2 separate regions of the Homo sapiens genome follow, and region 1 is linked to region 2. A link is a loop called in an ENCODE intact Hi-C map of the cell type or tissue named here. Cell type or tissue: dorsolateral prefrontal cortex. All regions are shown on one strand. Links, peaks and the distances in the headings refer to the core of each region. The heading gives the core; the rest is flanking DNA. Region 1 overlaps MAP7 (microtubule associated protein 7). Region 2 overlaps MAP7 (microtubule associated protein 7).

Evidence for each region. Hi-C counts contacts between places; a loop is a spot of excess contacts. Peaks named below come from ENCODE experiments on the same cell type or tissue, not always from the same donor. Only the 100,000 strongest peaks of a DNase experiment are listed, where the experiment ranks them.
Region 1: a loop joins it to region 2, with 8 times the contacts of the local background. A loop is called at or near these places in 5 of 110 quality-filtered maps.

Annotation. Positions count from the first base shown.
Region 1 is chr6:136,463,597-136,472,286 of GRCh38, reverse strand. All of the region lies in intron 1 of MAP7 (microtubule associated protein 7), which reads left to right. Among named protein-coding and RNA genes, the nearest start is that of MAP7, 82 kb to the left of the region's middle. RefSeq lists a silencer at 4,970-5,170, a cis regulatory region at 7,321 and enhancers at 7,237-7,406, 8,610-8,690. In dorsolateral prefrontal cortex, for the core only: CTCF peaks have their summits at 3,427 and 7,174; DNase peaks (open chromatin) are centred at 3,416 and 7,216; H3K4me3 peaks cover 4,242 bases; H3K27ac peaks cover 8,000 bases.
Region 2 is chr6:136,518,859-136,527,548 of GRCh38, reverse strand. The region is part of intron 1 of MAP7 (microtubule associated protein 7); the gene reads left to right. Among named protein-coding and RNA genes, the nearest start is that of MAP7, 27 kb to the left of the region's middle. RefSeq lists an enhancer at 973-1,783. In dorsolateral prefrontal cortex, for the core only: CTCF peaks have their summits at 919 (motif pointing left) and 2,431; DNase peaks (open chromatin) are centred at 938, 1,308, 1,788, 2,448 and 1 weaker place; H3K4me3 peaks cover 7,889 bases; H3K27ac peaks cover 8,000 bases.

The DNA of each region.
Region 1 (8,690 bases), core at 310-8,309, 55 kb after region 2:
CATTAATCCTCTGTATCAGTGAAATCCTCTCTGAAATACATTGTAATTAATTTGTAGGAATTGACAGGAAAAGGTAGTGAGTTCAGACAATATTTCACTACAAGTTTCCCATGTGAAAGGGGACAATTGAATCTTTGAGCTGTTGCAAAAAAATGGTTGAGAAATAGTATTTTGGCAGAAATTATTTCCATTGAAAGAATCAATTGACTCTTGCTAGCAATTGACTCTTGCTAGAAAGAGTCTAGCATTTGACTCTTACTGGATTTCAGCCCCAATAATCTAGACTGGGCAACCTGATTTTGCTGAAATGTTCCATAAGAACTTTCGCTTCAATCATAAATATTTAAAAGTGACTTCATTGTAATTATCCCTAAACCAGCATCAGTCTCACAAGTGCCACAGGAAAGCCAGTCATAGCTGGTGATATGCCTGTAGTAAGGGTAGGAAGAAGAGTGGGAAGGCTTGATTATAGGCAGAGTAGAAAAGTATTAATATAGAAAATAAAAGTATCTTTTGTTATAGTTTTGTCTGCTTTTGTGAAGTGTAGATGGTTCTGCAATTCAAGGACCGCGTGCAAGATTCCAGGGTAATGTAAATGCAGATTTTGGGAAACAGTCATATGCGGGGTACGTTTGTAACTGAATCTTTATTTAGTGAGTGTCTCCTAAATAAACAGCATGGGTAGCTTTTGTCACTGTCCAAGGTACTATATAACTTGGGCTAAAAAAACCCCCAGCAACTTCCTTTTCCAGCATCTTGAAAAGTGTGTCCTCTAGAGACTCTCTAAAGGAAAAAGAAAAGAGAATAAGATAACTGTTGAAAAGGAAAGTAAAACCCGAGTGCCAGATTAGATTGTAAATGTTGAAAACAAACAAAAACCCTCCCAAAGCTCCACTTACTACTTTTCAAACACAAAAGCAATGGCAAATAAAGAACTACGATTAAGAAGGGTGTCCAGAGCAAGTGATGTGCTGCAGTACCCCTGGGTTGTCATTGGGATTTGGAACAATTCAGGTGTGTTCAAGTAAGACCCACCATGATCAAAACCAGCTTGCATCAAATAATAGACTGGGTGAACTGGGTCCTTTAATAATGTATATTGTATGTGTGCTTTTAGCTTTTCAATTTTTCAGCAAAAAAAGCACAAACTTCTTTATAAAATGAATCTCTGCTTTTACTTTTCTATAACCATAAATAAAATATAAGTGAAATGTTTCTCAGCATTTGCCTGTTAAAATAACAATAGCCAAGCTCCCCAGCATTTATGTTAGATAAACGCAATTCTACCAAACACCAAGAGTTTAAACTGTACCATTTTGATAATGATGATAATGAAATTTAGTATATATGATTCTAGTGTAAAATATGTGAAACTCTGCAAGGAAAAAACATTTAAATTCTTGTAAATAATGAGAATACACTGTAAGTGCAATTTTTTTTTTCAGAGGAAGTGCTTAGCCTATCCATATGCTTTCAGTTATCTGGTAGAACAACTAGATCTTCATCTTTTCATTTATACATTCACTATCACACACACACGAAAACGCACACACACCCCTTTTACTCCTCCCACCTCTGATGTGTTCTAAGGAATACAAAAGAATGCAGAAGGACACAATTCTTTGTGGAATAAAGCTTTGTTGAAAGCAAGCAGAGGAGGGTGGGGAAAATGAGATATTGGCCAAAGGGTACAAAATCTCAGGCAGGATGACTAAATTCTGGAGACCTAATGTGCAGCATGGTAACTATCATTAACAATGCTATATCGTATACTTTGAATTTGCTAAGAGAGTAGATCTTGTGTTCTTACCACACACACAAAATGATAACTATGGGAGGTGATGGAAGTGTTAATTAACTCGATTGTGGTAATCATTTCACAGTGTGTATGTAGAGCACACCATTATGTTGTACACCCTAAATATATACAATTTTTATTTGCCAATTATACTTCAGAAAGCTGGGGAGGAAACAATAAGCAGGACTGCTACTAGATATTTCATAACCTCATGGAATTCTTGCTGCAACTTCAGAGTTCCCGTTTTACAAAAACCAGTTTCTCTCTTAGTAGCCAAAAGTTAAGAGGGAGAAACAGGAAAGAAGAAAGAACAAAGCAGAGCAAGGTGTCAGATTGCAGATTTGATGAGAGAATCGGAAAGGATGGGAAGGGCCTCCACATGTTAGCGGGGCAAGACAAGGCTTTCTTCAGTTTCGAGGGTGGCAGCATAGACAAGAATGGAGGAAAGAGCTGTTGAATCATGAACTTGACTAGAGAGCAGGGTTAGAACGACTCTGAAGAAAGCAGGTAGGCAGTGAACAGGAAATGAATCCATGCACAAAAGGGGAGGACGTGGACCCTCAGAGTTCTCCCCGAACTCCTCTGTAGTCAAGTTTATAATTCACCAACTCCCATTACAAAATGTTTATTGTATTTTACATTTGTTAGGGATTATTGTGTGATCTTGACTTGAACAAATTTTTATTTCCCCTTGATTTCCATTTCTTTACATTAAATTGTAAGCTATCAGTTTGGGCTTTATCCATCTGCCAGTATCCAGCACTGATGTAGTTTTGCTATATAGTATATTGAAAATGAAACCAAGCCAGGAGCAGTGGCTCATGCCTGTAATCCCAGCACTTTGGGAGGCCGACACGGGAGGGTTGCTTGAGCCAGGAGTTCAAGACCAGCCTGGGCAACATGGCAACATGGCAAAACCCCTTCCCTACCCCCCTCCAAAAAAGCTGGGCATGGTGGCATGCCCCTGTGGTCCCAGCTACTCGAGAGGCTGAGATGGGAGGATCACTTGAGTCCAGGAGGCAGAGGTTGCAGTGAGCCAAGATCACACCACTGCACTGCAGCCTGGGTGACAATGAGACCTTCAAAGAAAGAAAAAGAGAGAAAGAGAGAGAAAGAAAGGAAAGAGAAAGCAAGCAAGCAAGAAAGAAAGTAGGGAGGAAGGAAGGAAGAAGAGGAAGGCAGGGAGGGAGGGAGGGAAAGAAAGAAAAGAAAAGAGAATGAAACCAAAAGCGGGGTGATAAGCTGATACCTTAGTCTTGAGAAAATACCAAGAATGATGTGTGGATTTAGGATCATGCCTCTTTCTATGACAGTGGCTGTGCAGTGTACAGTTTAAGATGATACATAATTGATAGTACCCACTGCTCCATGCACTGGGACAGAGAAATTGGCTTGAGCCACTTGTCGTATACAAAAACCTTTATTCTCTTTTCTCTCTTGTTGTCATTCAGCTGTTTTTCTGGATGAATTCACCACCATTTAGTTAAAAAAAAAAACAACAAAAAACTGTTTTTGCTAAGGGAAGAGTGGTGCACTGTCTCCACACAATGTCCTCTGTCTTTCCCTGCCTTTCTTCTGTCCTTGTGGTACCAGTCATTTCCCATCAGCAGGCAGCACTGGCCTGAATGTCTTTGTTGCTCGGAAGTGAGAAGTCACCTCCTTACTTAGAGGGAGGGTAGATGCTGCAGCAGAACATAGTGCAGCCAGGTCCCGACTTAAGAGTTTTCAGCTTTATGATGGTGTGAAAGCCATATGCATTCAGTAGAAAACACACTTTGAGTACCCATACAACAATTCTGTTTCTCACTTTGGGTACAGTATTAAATAAATTACATGAGATATTCAACACTGTATTACAAAATAAGCTTTGTGTTAGATGGTTTTGCCAACTATAGCCTAATGTCAGTGTTCTTAGCACATTTAAGGTAGGCTAGGCTAAGCTATGATATTCAGTAGGTGTATTAAATGCTTTTTCAACTTATGATATTTTTAACTTATAATGGGCTTATCAGGACATAACCCCATTGTAAGTCGAGCAGCATCTGTATCGGGATGAAGAGTCTGCCACTTAACATCTTCAGCAGTTCTTCTGCATCTCAGAGTTTCCTCATCTGTAAAACTGGCGTCATAATAGGGTTGTTGTGAGATTAGACCAGTTCATATGTGTAAAAGCCCTTAAAATAATATCTGACACATAATAGATGATCAATAAATTTCAGCTGCCACCCACAACAAAGAATTATCCAGTCTATAATGTCAGGATCAGTACCATAAGAAGGATAAAAAGAAAAAAAAAGTCAGTAGTACCAAGGTAAGGAGCCATGCACGCAAGGTGTTGCCCATGTCTATATAGGCTACTTTTGAAAATGGAGTGGGTGGGGAGTGGTGGTCACACGCTCTGATGCTGGGTCTCTGGGGCTGTAGGGGTGGTGCTGGGCTAGAAGGGGCACTCCACTGGCTCCTCCTAAGGAGTCGGTAGTTCCAAGGGTATTAACAAGGTTAGTTGCCAAGTCCAGTGCCCACACTTGACCCTCACGCGTCTTAGAAACCATGAGTGGCCAATCTCTTTATTGGGTCAGGTCCAACTGCTCAAAGGGGCTAGTTCAGAGGGGCTTGGCAGGTTTTATTTTCTTCTAAAAATTGTGTTTTCCTTTTCACATTGGGCCCACTGCTCACCCAAACTCATTAAGTTAATTGGTTGTAATCAAAGTGTTCTGGCCCCCAAGTCACATGTTTTTAAATGCTGTGAGGGCAAGGCAAGGTTTTAACCTGATCCTTTCTCCTCGGTTCCCACTCTATGACCCTAAACAAAAAGCCCTTCTAAAGATAATCCCAAGTCAAAAGTGTGGTAGACATGTTGAGTTCACAGTTTACAATGCAATATATCACTGACTAAAAAATGATAAACTCTGAGGACCAATATTTAACATATATAGAAATAACTTCTAAAACTTTAGCATTTAAATTCACTAGTTCTTCTTCTCCCCTGGGAAAGCCTTCAGAATTATTCAGAACTTACTAAAGCAAGTCAAGTTTTTGGACTTTCTGAACAGGGCACCTAAATGTCATTCCATACACTTTCTCAGTGACTCCATGTCTGTTCTCAGCAGTGAAGGGAGAACAGAGGCCACTCTGCCTGACTGATTTTAAATGATCGCCTTTTTCAGATGCTTTTAGTATGGAAACAAAATCAGCCATAACCTTCAGGGTTTTAAATGTCACTGTTAATGCATCAGGAAGCCCAAAGACAGACAGTCTGGAGAAATAGTATGTAATGTTTAGATGATTTTGGTAAACAGCTAAGTTTTTAATGTATGTTTAATGTGCATTCTGTTTGGGGCCTCTGAGTTTGAATCCCTGAGACCGAGCTGATGTTTAGCAACCATTTCTTAACCAGGAAAAGCCTCCCCTACTCCCAGCCCATAGCCATTTGAGCTTCACTGGCTTTTTTGAACAGAAGCATTTCCCAGTTTTTGCTTGGTTCAGTGAACACGGTTACTGTTTAAAAACAGTGGCTGTCGAGTTGTATGTCTCACCACCCTTTGCTCTCCTCTTGAGCTACCTCAAGCTGTGTGAGAGATAATAGTTAGCATGATTAAACGGCCCCTTCACTGATATTTGGTCTTTGCCTGGCTGAGGGACACAAAGCAAGAAGAGGGAGACATGCAGATATGTTGCAGGATATTCAAGAAAGAAGGATTTTAGCATGGAAGACACTAAACTGTACTGTAAGTTCTTGGGCTCAAAATGTGTTTTGAAAACCTTAATAAGGACGTTCAAGAATCAGGCAATCTTTAAATCCATTTTGACAAATTAATACTTATAACAAGTGGAAGTACAGAGTAGGAAATCTTCTAATCTTTTTTTTTTTAATCATTGTTTTAATGTCCTTAGAAAAAGGAGTGGGAATTTAATTAAATAAAATGATATTTATTATATAAACTATGGATTTATACTTCTACCTTCATGTCCTAGAGCCGTTTGATAGTTTCCATGAAAATTAAAGGCAAACCATCATCATTCTCTATTTTCCATACTTCTTTCTTTTTTTGACAAAAACAAAGTGAGAAGCTGAACAGTAGCAAACTAGACAAACATACACAATTATGCTGCTGTCCAAAAAAAATTTCAGTATATAATTTACTGATAATTTCTTAGACCTCTTAATATTTGTGTCTAGATCAGATCAGGGTTTTTGAAAAATGGTTGCTTTTCTATTTAGAGAGGTGTATTTGGGGAGTGCTGTTGTTTGCTTATTAAAAAGAAAGATCACATTTATCTTGCCTACTTATTTTTTTATTTTGTTTTGTTTTATATCAGAAACATTATTTGTGCTGCCCAGTTATGTCTTTCCCCAGAATGCTCTCATTTTCATGATATGTAAACAGTGAGTCACACATGGGCTTTACAGAGAAAATACAAGCATTGGAACTTTATAGACTACATTTCGGGGAGTAACTTTTATCACTTTATTTTCTTTTCTAGAAGTTTATGTGGATGTTCTATCAAGTTTAATTTTTAGAATAATAAAGCTGCCTTATTCACTAAATTATTTGCCTTTTAAAAATATAAATCTTCATTTTCACAGATAACATTTGCAAATTTGTGTTATAAAAACACACCTCCTACATTTCATGTAGGAGACATACGTGAGGTATATACTTGCCAGTATCCAGCAACTGTTAGAAGATGGATTAGTGTCAATAAGTGGTTTGCTTTTGGTATTTTATGATTATAAAATATAGAGTCCGGGCAGCATATTAGAAATATCTTTGGGGTTGGATCTGAATTTGTCTTTTAGCTCTGACATTTACTAGTTCTGTGATTTCAGACAGGTGATTTATATTCTATAAGTGTGTCAATATCATTAAACAATAGAATAATCTCAAATGTTCAGGGTTGTATATACATTAAAGAAGAGTAAAAATGCCTTGCCTGATATTTAATCGGCTAACTGACTTTCCATTTTTTTTGCCCTTAATGATTCTGTTTTATGGAGACGTATCTTTCTTTGCAGAAAGCATGTTTACATATCTTTTCAAGTATTAGGATAAGACATAGTTGATGCATAAGCACTGAATTTCATTATTATTTGAATGTGATAAAATAGGATTGCTTCTATCAGATGAAATAGAGGTTACTCAGTAAGAAAACTGGATAAATGTCCAATTAAGAAATTTAAAATTGAAGGGAGAATTTTTTAAAAATCCAGATAATTGGTCAAAAACTCCTAGATAAGTGGCTTAAAATACTCAATTTTTGTATGCTTGATTTTGGTCCTAGTTTTCCAATTTCCTGCAAAAGTAGATAACACAGAAGCTGCATGTTTCCATAAATTCAAATTTCAGTGGAGGTGCAGGGGGAGCTGTCCTCTGCACACTTCGCAGCTGTGTGTGTACTCGACATACGGCAGCCCTGCTGCTCATTCATGAAAGTCCACATGGTTGTGGGAGCAGAACCTGTTTTCACCATCAAGCTGCTGTGGAATAATGAACAGCATGGTACACGTGACCTCCTCTAGACAAAAAGTGCTCTCTGTCATTGTTTGGTCTGACTTCAGCACTTTTCACTACCTGATGCTTTAATGCTTATTGTCTTTCCTCACACTAGAATATATGCTCATAGAGGGCAGGGGATGTTATCTGTTTTGTTCACTGATGTATCCCAAGCACGTAGAACAGTGCCTGGCAACCAGTAGGCACTTAATTATCAAATTAATGAATCCATCCCTAGTTTTCAATAGCACGGCAAAGTAGGAGAGACCACACCTAATCTCTTTATTAAAAGACAAACAAAATGACCAAAAAGATATGGTTTTATATAAAATCAGGAGTCTCACTGCAGTGGAACATGCTAATTGTTTTTGTACAGTAGTCCTTCCATCCATGGTTCCAAGATCCCCAGTGCATGCCAGAAATGGCAGATAGTACCGAACCCTGTATGTACTATGTCTTTTTCTAGGCATATATACCCATGACAAAGTTTAGTTTATAAATTAGGCACAGTAAGAGATTAACAACAATAGCTAATGATAAAATAGAGCAGTTATAACAATATAGAGTAATAGGAGTTACGTGAATGTGGTCTCGCTCTCTCTCAAAAATATCTTATTGTACTGTACTCACCAATTTTCAGACTGTGGTTGACCACAGGTAGCAGGAACCTCAGAAAGTGAAACCATGGATAATTATAACTCCTGTAGTTGATAGACCACTACTGGTTTGTTCTAACTTTTGGAAGAAGAAAAGAAAGTCAGCATGCAATGTTAATATCTTCTGTTATCATAGATGATTCAAACAGTGTTTCAAGCAGAAAAGAAAAAATCAAGAAGTTTACTTCCTTCATGAAAGATAGTTAAATTGAATACTCCAGAAAGATAATTTCATGGTGAAATGCCAGGTCACAGGCCGAATAACATCTCTCCTTGTCTGAAGCCTGGGTGAGGCCAACGTTCTGCTCAGCCACTGCAGGAGGGCAGCCCCTTCCACATACACAATGAAGGTCATGTGGTATGGCCAACTCAAGCTCTTTTACCAGGCGTTTTATGGTTGGCATATTTTTTAGAAGCTACAAATCTTGTTAAGCAAGGCACTCGAACACTAGCTGTTCTCAAACTTACATTGCCTCTGTACCTTTACCAAGAAGACAGAATGTTGTACTTGAAAGTCAGAAAACTAGATTTCAAAACTCAGCTCCAACACTTCATGTTTGCCTGACCACAGGCAAATCTCATTTAACCTCCCTGAGCCTCAGTCTCCTCCTTTATAAAGTGGCCCTAATTTAAGATGATCAAGGAAGTTATGCACAAGAAAAGGATCTATAACCCATAAAGCAAATTATACAGTGTTACTCCAATATAAACTAAAAAACAATGCAAGTTCTTTCCTTAATA
Region 2 (8,690 bases), core at 195-8,194:
GAGAGAGTTAAGTGAATTGTCCAAAGTTACTGTTCCACGCAAGAGATTTAGAGAGGATATTGTACTTGCCTTAGACTCCCTTGGGCCCTCTTTTGGGTAAGTAGGTTTAAGTACTGAGAAAAAGTAAGGGAGTAGTTGGGGAGTGGGAGGATTGCTTTTGACTTGCTAAGCAGACTTGATTTTTATTAAAACACAAAAGCAAAAAAAATGTTTTTTCTTAATTTGGCAGTTGGCATGTTTTAATGTCATTTATTGTAAATTTTTTTTGGAGACAGCACACATTTTAAGCAGTCTAGAAGTGGAGAGTCTTAAAGTGAGATAGCTTATTTCAGGAGAAAACAATAGTCACATGATTCTGTGCTTTGAAGAAAACGATCCAAAAAAGAGCTAAAATTGGGTCAAGTGTTGAGCATTGCTCAGCACCGCTGGTAGCAACTGCCCAGAGCGGTAGGGATTGAGGGTGGGGGGTGTGCTGGGTGTAATAGAGACAGGTTTTTCTCCTTTGGAGAATTCCCCAGTATAGGTTCTGTCCTTGAAACTTGAGTTGCAGAGGAGACACTCCACGTTGTGATCTCTGGTGGGAGCCAGCATAGTTCTTCCCTTGCCTGTCTTCACCAGAGGGTTTCAGGGACATGGCACTGGTGGCCCTCATGACTGGTGCTGCCAACCCTGTTCTTATACATGCTCTGGGGTGGTAAGAATGTCAGGAAAGTAAAGTGAGCTGCTCTGTGGGTACCAGCCATGCCTTCATTCATCCAGGGGCTTGCAAACATTGTTATGATAGACAACCTGGCCCAGAAAAGAAGAAAAAGCCTTTCTTCCTCAGGCTTCTGTCTCCATACTGAGGAGTCTACTGCTGCTTGTGCAAGCAAAACTCTTTCTCCTCCCATCCTGCTGCGCTGCCGCTGAGAGGAAGAGGGAGCTGCCCAGCGGCCTCACGCTGTAACCCTCTGCTGGTGAGTTCCCAGAACCCAGCATCCTGCAAGCTGCCGCTTCTCAGCTGGGGAGATGGAGCCGCTCTGGGCCCTTCTTGATTAGGATATGTTAGGGTTGTCAGGGCAACTGTTAACGGCAGCATATCATATTTTCCCCTCTCTGCTGTGGGCTGAATATTTTACTGTGTGGTAGCAGGAAGAAGATTGGAAAAAGGTGCTGCAGCAGGAAGAAGCTGGGATCTGATTGAACAGGTTGTGCAGTGGTGGGAGGCATCAGACCCTGCGTGTCTGTAGTAGGGCTTTTCTGGAAGGAGTGTGTGTGTGTGTGTGTGTGTGCGCGCGCGTGTACGTGCATGCATGAGCCGGAGCAATCACCAGCGCATGTGCCTGTCGGGGAGTCAGTGGGAGGGGGCTGGTAGGGGAGGTGGGGAAGCTGCTGCTAGGTGAGGGGAACTGCAGGGCCTCAGTTGCCAAGTGGCTGGTACTATCTGTCAGCTGTTTGCAAACTGTTTACCCATAGGGGATCTATTACAAGTGCTCAAATGAACAGGCAGCTTAGGAACTAGCAGCTTCCTGGGAGCTGCAATTACATAAGCATATATTTTTAATATAATCACAATTAAAAAAAAAAAAAACAAGTAGCAGCGGTATGCCTGGATCAGCTACAGCTCTCCGACATGAGAGACTGAAGAAGACCAATGCAAGGCCAATTCCTCTTGGTTTATTCACCATTAATGAGGAAGACGAACAGCAAAAGAATGGAAATTCCAGAAGACCAAAAGGTATGCATTAGCTCCACCCTTTGGTCGGAGCCAGATCCAGCCCTTGTCTCCCACACTGCCTATAGAACGTTTTATAAACTGTGCTGCTCGTGCATGCTCCAGGGAGTGCTTGTGACCTCCTAGCACGGTTTGCTGGTAGTGTTTATACCCTCTGTAGGGTTGTGTATGCATGAAATGGGAAACAGTTTTTGTAGATTCGGTGTATTTCAGATCAGTTGCCTTTTTTGACTTAAGCTACTTTCTTGGCCTAGAGATGTTTAATTTTTCCCATGCTCACTTCAGCAGTGACCAGTCACTCTGTCCTCATCAAGAGGAGGAAATACTGAGTTATCAAGGTTTAAACGAACATCTCCCCACCTTCCTTAGGTGCCTCAGATAATTTTTGCTTATTTTAATGAAGTGAGTTTCTGCTTTAAAGGATGAGTTAAAGTGACTCAAGAGTGCAACCTTTTCTAGGCAGAGGGTCAAAATGTCACTTCCCTTTCTATACTAAAATGTCAAGAGTAAAGAGGAGCACAGCAAACATTGAGGGCGAATGTGGAGGGTGAAGCTAGGGAGCAGGGAGGAGATCATGAGGTTGTATAACTGTTGATGATAACTGAATTCGTGTATGGCAGTTGAAATGCACAGGTTACAGAAAAGGGAAGTCTGACCCTTGTGTTGTTCTTTCACAGTATGAAAGGTAGCAGCAGCTTACCAGCTTCTTGAGAGCCTGTGTACTGCATCATTGTCAGCATTGTCTCACAGCTGCCCTCCCAGGGCTGTAATTATCAGCCAGAGACAGCAACATCAGACATTTTTGAAAAAGGAGCTTTAAGGCCTGTGTTTTACATTTTCCAGCATCCTAAGTCTTGCTTCCCCTTCCCCAAAATATATAAGCTGTTCTTAAACAGATGGGTTATGAGTTTTCTTGCTTTTATGTGCTGATTAATTTTTAGCTTGCTCTTAAATTATTCTGTCACTGAGGTATCAAATTTTCTTCTGTGATGCAGAGAGGTAGCATGACAAAGTAGAAAGCAAATATTTAAGCAATGATAAAGTGAAGAGTGTTAAATAGAATCCAGTGTCTGAGGACTCGTTTTCTTTTTCCTGTTTCTCGAATTAATCTTACTTTGCTTTTCTTAAATATAATTGAAACTGTCTACATTAAATCCAAAAGCATATTACTTCATTTTTATGAGACAGTACACAGGGAAGTTCTAATAAGTAGAATCTTACTACTGTAGTTGATTTTTATTTACTATCAGACCTGGCTCCTGTCTGAGAACCAAATGACCTCAGAAATCAAATGATGCTATGACTGGAGGGTGACTTAATGTGATTCTTTTATTTGCCTGTGAATTACATCATTGAACCAGAGTGTGTTGCTCTGGATGAAAACTCAGGACTTTAAATTTTTAGCAGCAAATCATTTTGCCTCTGAAAAGTTGGTAACTTTTAAAATTAATGTAGATTTGTTGAATTGTTCTCATGGGGTATTTTTGGAAACATTCTTGATTTGTGGTACTTTTCCTTGGATGTCTTGGACAGTAACTTAGGATAGCCATCCATTTTATTCTTAATAATTTTCTTTTCTTTTCTTTTTTTTGAGATGGAGTCTTGCTCTGTTGCCCAGGCTGGAGTGCAGTGGCACAATCTCAGCTCACTGCAACCTCTGCCTCCCAGGTTCAAGCAATTCTCCTGCCTCAGCCTCCTGAGTAGCTGGGATTACAGGCACCTGCCACCATGCCCAGCTACTTTTTTTTTGTATTTTTAGTAGAGACGGGGTTTCACCATTATTGGCCAGGCTGGTCTCAAACTCCTGACCTTGTGATCTGCCCACCTCAGCCTCCCAAAGTGCTGGGATTACAGACGTGAGTCACTGCGCCCTGCCCTCTTCTTAATAATTTTCTTGAATACCTCTGCCTGTCTCCTGTTGTTGTTTTTGTTTAGTTGTCTTTTAGTATTTTTTTAAAAAGGAAGAGAAAGGGGAGGAAAGAAGATGCTTCGAAAAACCTACTTATTTTTGGCAATTTTTGCAGCTTCTTGGATAAGAGAGACTTAATCAAGGAGTTTCTGACCCCCTACCATTTTTCTTTCTATCCCTGCCCATAGTGGTGGGAAGGGCAAGGGTAGGTATTGGAGGAATACTGGGAGAAAAAAATCCTGTGCTGATAAGGATGTCCAAACTTTCTGTGGATCACCAATTGTCTCTATGACACATTCAATAAAATAACCAGATAACCGTGGATATCTCTAATTATGCTCAATGAATAACACTATTGACTTTGACTGAATTTTTCATTGGGTCCATCTTAACAATAGGAATATTCACTTTGTAGTCCAGCTTTGTTCCATGGAAAATGATGGAAATGTTCTGTATATGCACTGTCCAATACAATAGCCACAGCTGCAGAGCTTGAAATATAGCTAGTGCAACTGAGAAACAAAATTTTAGTTAAATAGCCACATGTGACCACCTTATTGGACAACACAGTTCTGGTCTGTAGCATTGTTACGTTCTGAATTTGTGTCTTCTCTGGTTCGTTCGTCCTTACTGCTTCCTGACGTTGGATATGGTTGGGTCCTGAAATGAATGTGGTTATTAAGAGAACATCAAGGAGCAGACAGCCTCTGTACTGCATGAGAACACAGAAACCTGGATGTGTAGACAATTTCATTTTACCTTTTCCACTTAAATGTTGTTGCACTGTTCTGATTATTATTATTACCAGTCACTAGTTGCCTGTATCATTTGTTGCACCTTTTAATGGACTCTTAATTTTTTTTTCTCCTTTTTATTTTTATTTTTTCTTTAGTGACAGGGTCTTGCCCTGTTACTCAAGCTGGAGTCCAATGGCATGATCATAGCTCACTGCAGCCTCCAACTCCTGGGCTCAAGTGATCGTCCTGCCTCAACCTCCTTAATAGCTGGAATTACAGGCACATGCCACCACACCCAACTAATTTTTTAAAAAGCTTTTTGTAGGGATGGGATCTTGCTATGTTGCCCAGGTGATCTTGAACTCCTGTCTTCAAGTGATCCTCCCACCTTGGCCTCCCAAAGGGCTGGGATTACAGGCGTGAGCCACTGTGCTTGACCATCTCTTATTTTCTAAATTAAGTATTCCCAAAGCATCATAGCAAGATGACATACAGTTTATTTTTTGTGTGTGACTATTGCGATACACAATCAGAAACTTTTCTTTTCCTACCCCATGGCCTCATCTGCCAACCATACCCAAACCTGGTTTTCATGCTTAGTGTCTTTTTTCTACCAGTAATAAAGAAGTTTGCCATCTAAATTTGATGAGTTGAATGTTTCTGTTCAGGATTATCCTGGCTAATGATGAGTACCATCTTTTCAGGTACCATACTGTTGGGCAAACATCAAATAACTCAGTAAGAGAGAACATGGAGATTAACATCTGGCCTTCTATGGTGGCTTCATAGTTATCTGGTGGGGTGACAATAGTTTGTTTAGATGGCAGACTAGATAATTCTTGAAGGAGTGATTACTCTTCCATGTAATCGGTAGGAGTGTAATGTTTTACATACCTGACTGTTATTACCACAGTAATTAAATAATCACTGGGAGCGAGCTGGGCTTATGCTGATGCTCTTATACCTCGGAACCTCAAGCCTCCTTGTAATGCTGACTTCAGGACTGGCTTAGGAGAGACTGTTTAGGTGCTGCAGTAACTAAATGCCCTTGGATAGGTCTCAAGGCAAACCTGCCTTAGACGGTGAATTTTGCTGAGCACAGCGATTATTAAGTAATAAGGCATTTTCCTCCTAAACCAGCATTTGTTAAATGCTCACTCTGTGGCAGATTACTCTGCTGGGGTTTTGTGGAAGTAATGCAAAGATAATTGACATGGTTTCTGCTCACAGAAGTGGAGGAAGAAAAATGTGTACAAATAATGCAAGAGTATAAATTGAAGTCAGGAAAGGGAGAGGATGAGAGTGGCAGAAATGTTAAGTGTGTGCCAACTGTGAAGCCATTAGCTTCAAGATTTTAATCTGAAACAGGGCGTTTAAGGGATATAGACTCCTATCCCATCCCAAATGTCTGGCTGAGGTTGGAAGCTCACACAGACCTTAAAGGCGGGAGCACAGAATAATGGGCAAAGAGTCTTTTAAATTTCATTATAGAAGCAAGACATCCACACAATGTTTACCTGTGGATAGACACTTCTAGAGGCTTCATGACTATTACACAATACATTTTACAACTTCTGCTTTGTAATGGCCTCCTGACCCATTCTGTGAACTGCCTAAAGCAGTCATCTGATTGACTTTATACTCCTGTGTTGTTTTTATATAAAACCTGATTGATGTCCAGATCTAATACTAAATTTGCTCATGAGACTTGACTCTAAATGACTTTTACTTGATTTTATCAAAATTATCATCTCCCTCAAAAGACGAAAGACTCATAACTCTCTAGGTGGATCATGGTCTTCCTGCTTTCAGTCTTTCCTCTTTCCAACCCATCCTCCATAGCGTGCCACTATGACATCTTTCCAATGGAAATATCTGCCCATTAGAAATAAACTTCTCATGAAACAGAGGTCTTGACTAGGAGTCTTGGAGCCATATTTAGTCTGTAGCTAAGTTTATTTGTCCCCTGCAGGTGTTTATGAGTCAACATTTAGGAACTGATTTTTTCATAATCTAGATTTCAGCTTCCCTTGAAAAATTGGAAGACACAGCCACCCTTGTCCTCTTTCTTCAAAGCAGTCATCAGCTGGAGCTAAGTAGCAGCTGTCACCATATGCTATAGATGGGTCATGCGTGCTCCAGTGCCCCTCTTCTAGAATATGCATTACATGGCCTGCCTCAGTTATCTACATTACCGTAGTCATTGCTTTTGTGACCCCTGACCTAAGGAATAGTCCAAGCCCCTTAGCATGGCACCTAGACTACCTACCAGCTGGTCCCTTTTGCCTTCTCCATCCTCTTTCCTGCCACTCTTTGCACTTTGTGCTCCGGCAGCACCAAAGTGCTTGTTGCATTTGCCTGCTCCATCATGTTCTTGCATGCCTCTGTGTCCTACTCATGCTCATCTGTCCATTTTCCTCATCTTGCTTCCTCATTTGGATAACTCTGACTTACTCTGTAGAATCAGATCACATGGCATCTTCTCCAGACTTTCCTTGGGTGCCATCTGCAGGAAACCTCCTCTCTCGCTCCCAGCCTCCTCATTCCTGGCACAAAGGGCAGCCCCTCACTGTGCTCCTTCCGCACTGTAAATCCATTACTGACTTACATCAGTGTAATGAAATCATCCATGCACACACCCATGTCCTTCTTGACACTGTAAGCTTTGTAAGGGCCAGGACTCACTCCTCTTTATACCCTGTACTTTTCAGAGTAAATGGAACATTATGAAACAAAGGTAAACTTAACACTTAAAATAACTTTCACAGACTCTGAAGGTCTTCATAATATAGAAATTCTAAGAAATGTTGATAGCATTAGAATTGTCCTTTCAAGGTAACTACTTGGAAAGAGACAATTCTGTGTTTGATACATTAATCATATTGCTCTCTATGAAACTGCATTTGTCTATTAGTATACCAGAGATTATCTCTTTGTTGTTGTCTTCTTCTCCTCCTCCTGCTCCTCCCCCCTTTTTTTTTTTTTTTTTGAGGCAAACTCTTGCTCTGTTTTCCAGGCTGAAGTGCAGTGGTATGATCATGGCTCACTGCAACTTTGAACTCCTGGGCTCAAGTGATCCTCCTCAGCCTTCCAAGTAGCTTGCAACTAGAGGTGCATACCACCACACTTGGCTGTTTTTTTTCTTTTAATTTTGTAGAGGTGGGGTCTCACTTTGTTGCTTAGGCTGGTCTCCAACTCCTGGGCTCAAGTGATCCCCACACCTTGATCTCCCAAAGTGCTGGGATTGCAGGAGTGAGCCACTGCACCCAGCCCTGTTTTGTTGTTTTCTGTCATGCTATTCATTTTTCTTTGGTGGAAAAACAAAGGTATATAGTTACAAGGTGCTATTAATTGACCACTTTGTGAATATTAAGGTTAATAATGCTTTCTGTCCCTTTTGTTAGCTAATCATAGATTAAATTGTAAAGAAATACAACTTCTCCTTGAGATCGGGACACAGTGGTTCTGAGAAACTGTACTCCCCCGCCCCCACTTTGTTAAAATGTGTATTTCTGGAGCCTGCAGTGACTTCTCTTCTTTTGGCTTTTCCACTGTAAAGGTAGAATTTCCTCCAGTTAAGGTTTCCAAACGAAATATAATCTAGTGTTTACCATTTATATTCCTATCAGATAAGTGATGATCTAGCAACTGTAATGTCCTTTTCTAAGTCATGAATCTTTTTGTTTTCCAAGAGAAGTCTTAGAATAAGAAATATGAATGCCTCTATAGAATCATTCTCATATATCTCCTTGTTTCTTTTTCTCTTTTGTTCTGTAAGGCTTGCACCATTGTCTTTTCCCAGTGTCCTTATGTGTGGCATTTTAGGGCTAGGCAAAAGGTTTTAGCCGTAAAATTTAACAGCTAGGGAGGCAAAAATGTATTTTAGAACAGTGGTATCAAAGATCCTTATTTTGAGGAGGAAATCTTGAGGTCAAATTCATTGGCATAAACTTTTATTTGCTGAAGAGATCTTAAATGTAATATTTTATTCAAAATATTTATATAAAAATAATAGGGGATGGAGCAAGGATCACATCATCTAATGTATGTCTTGTACTCATTGGATTCTCTGTAACTATTTGAATAAATGAATACAGCTGTTCCCCAGGCATTATGTGTTATATAAGTAGAAATTACCACATGCGTTACTGTGTACAAGAGGAACATGATTTAACCTGTGTATAACCAAAGTTTTTGTATAGTGAGGTACAATATAAAGTGTAATTTGCTTGCTATATAAAACTAAAAGGCTGAAAAATTGTGTGCCTGTTTCCAGAGCTATAATTGATGGAGCTAAAAGAGCTGACTCCTCCAATCATAGGAACCAAAC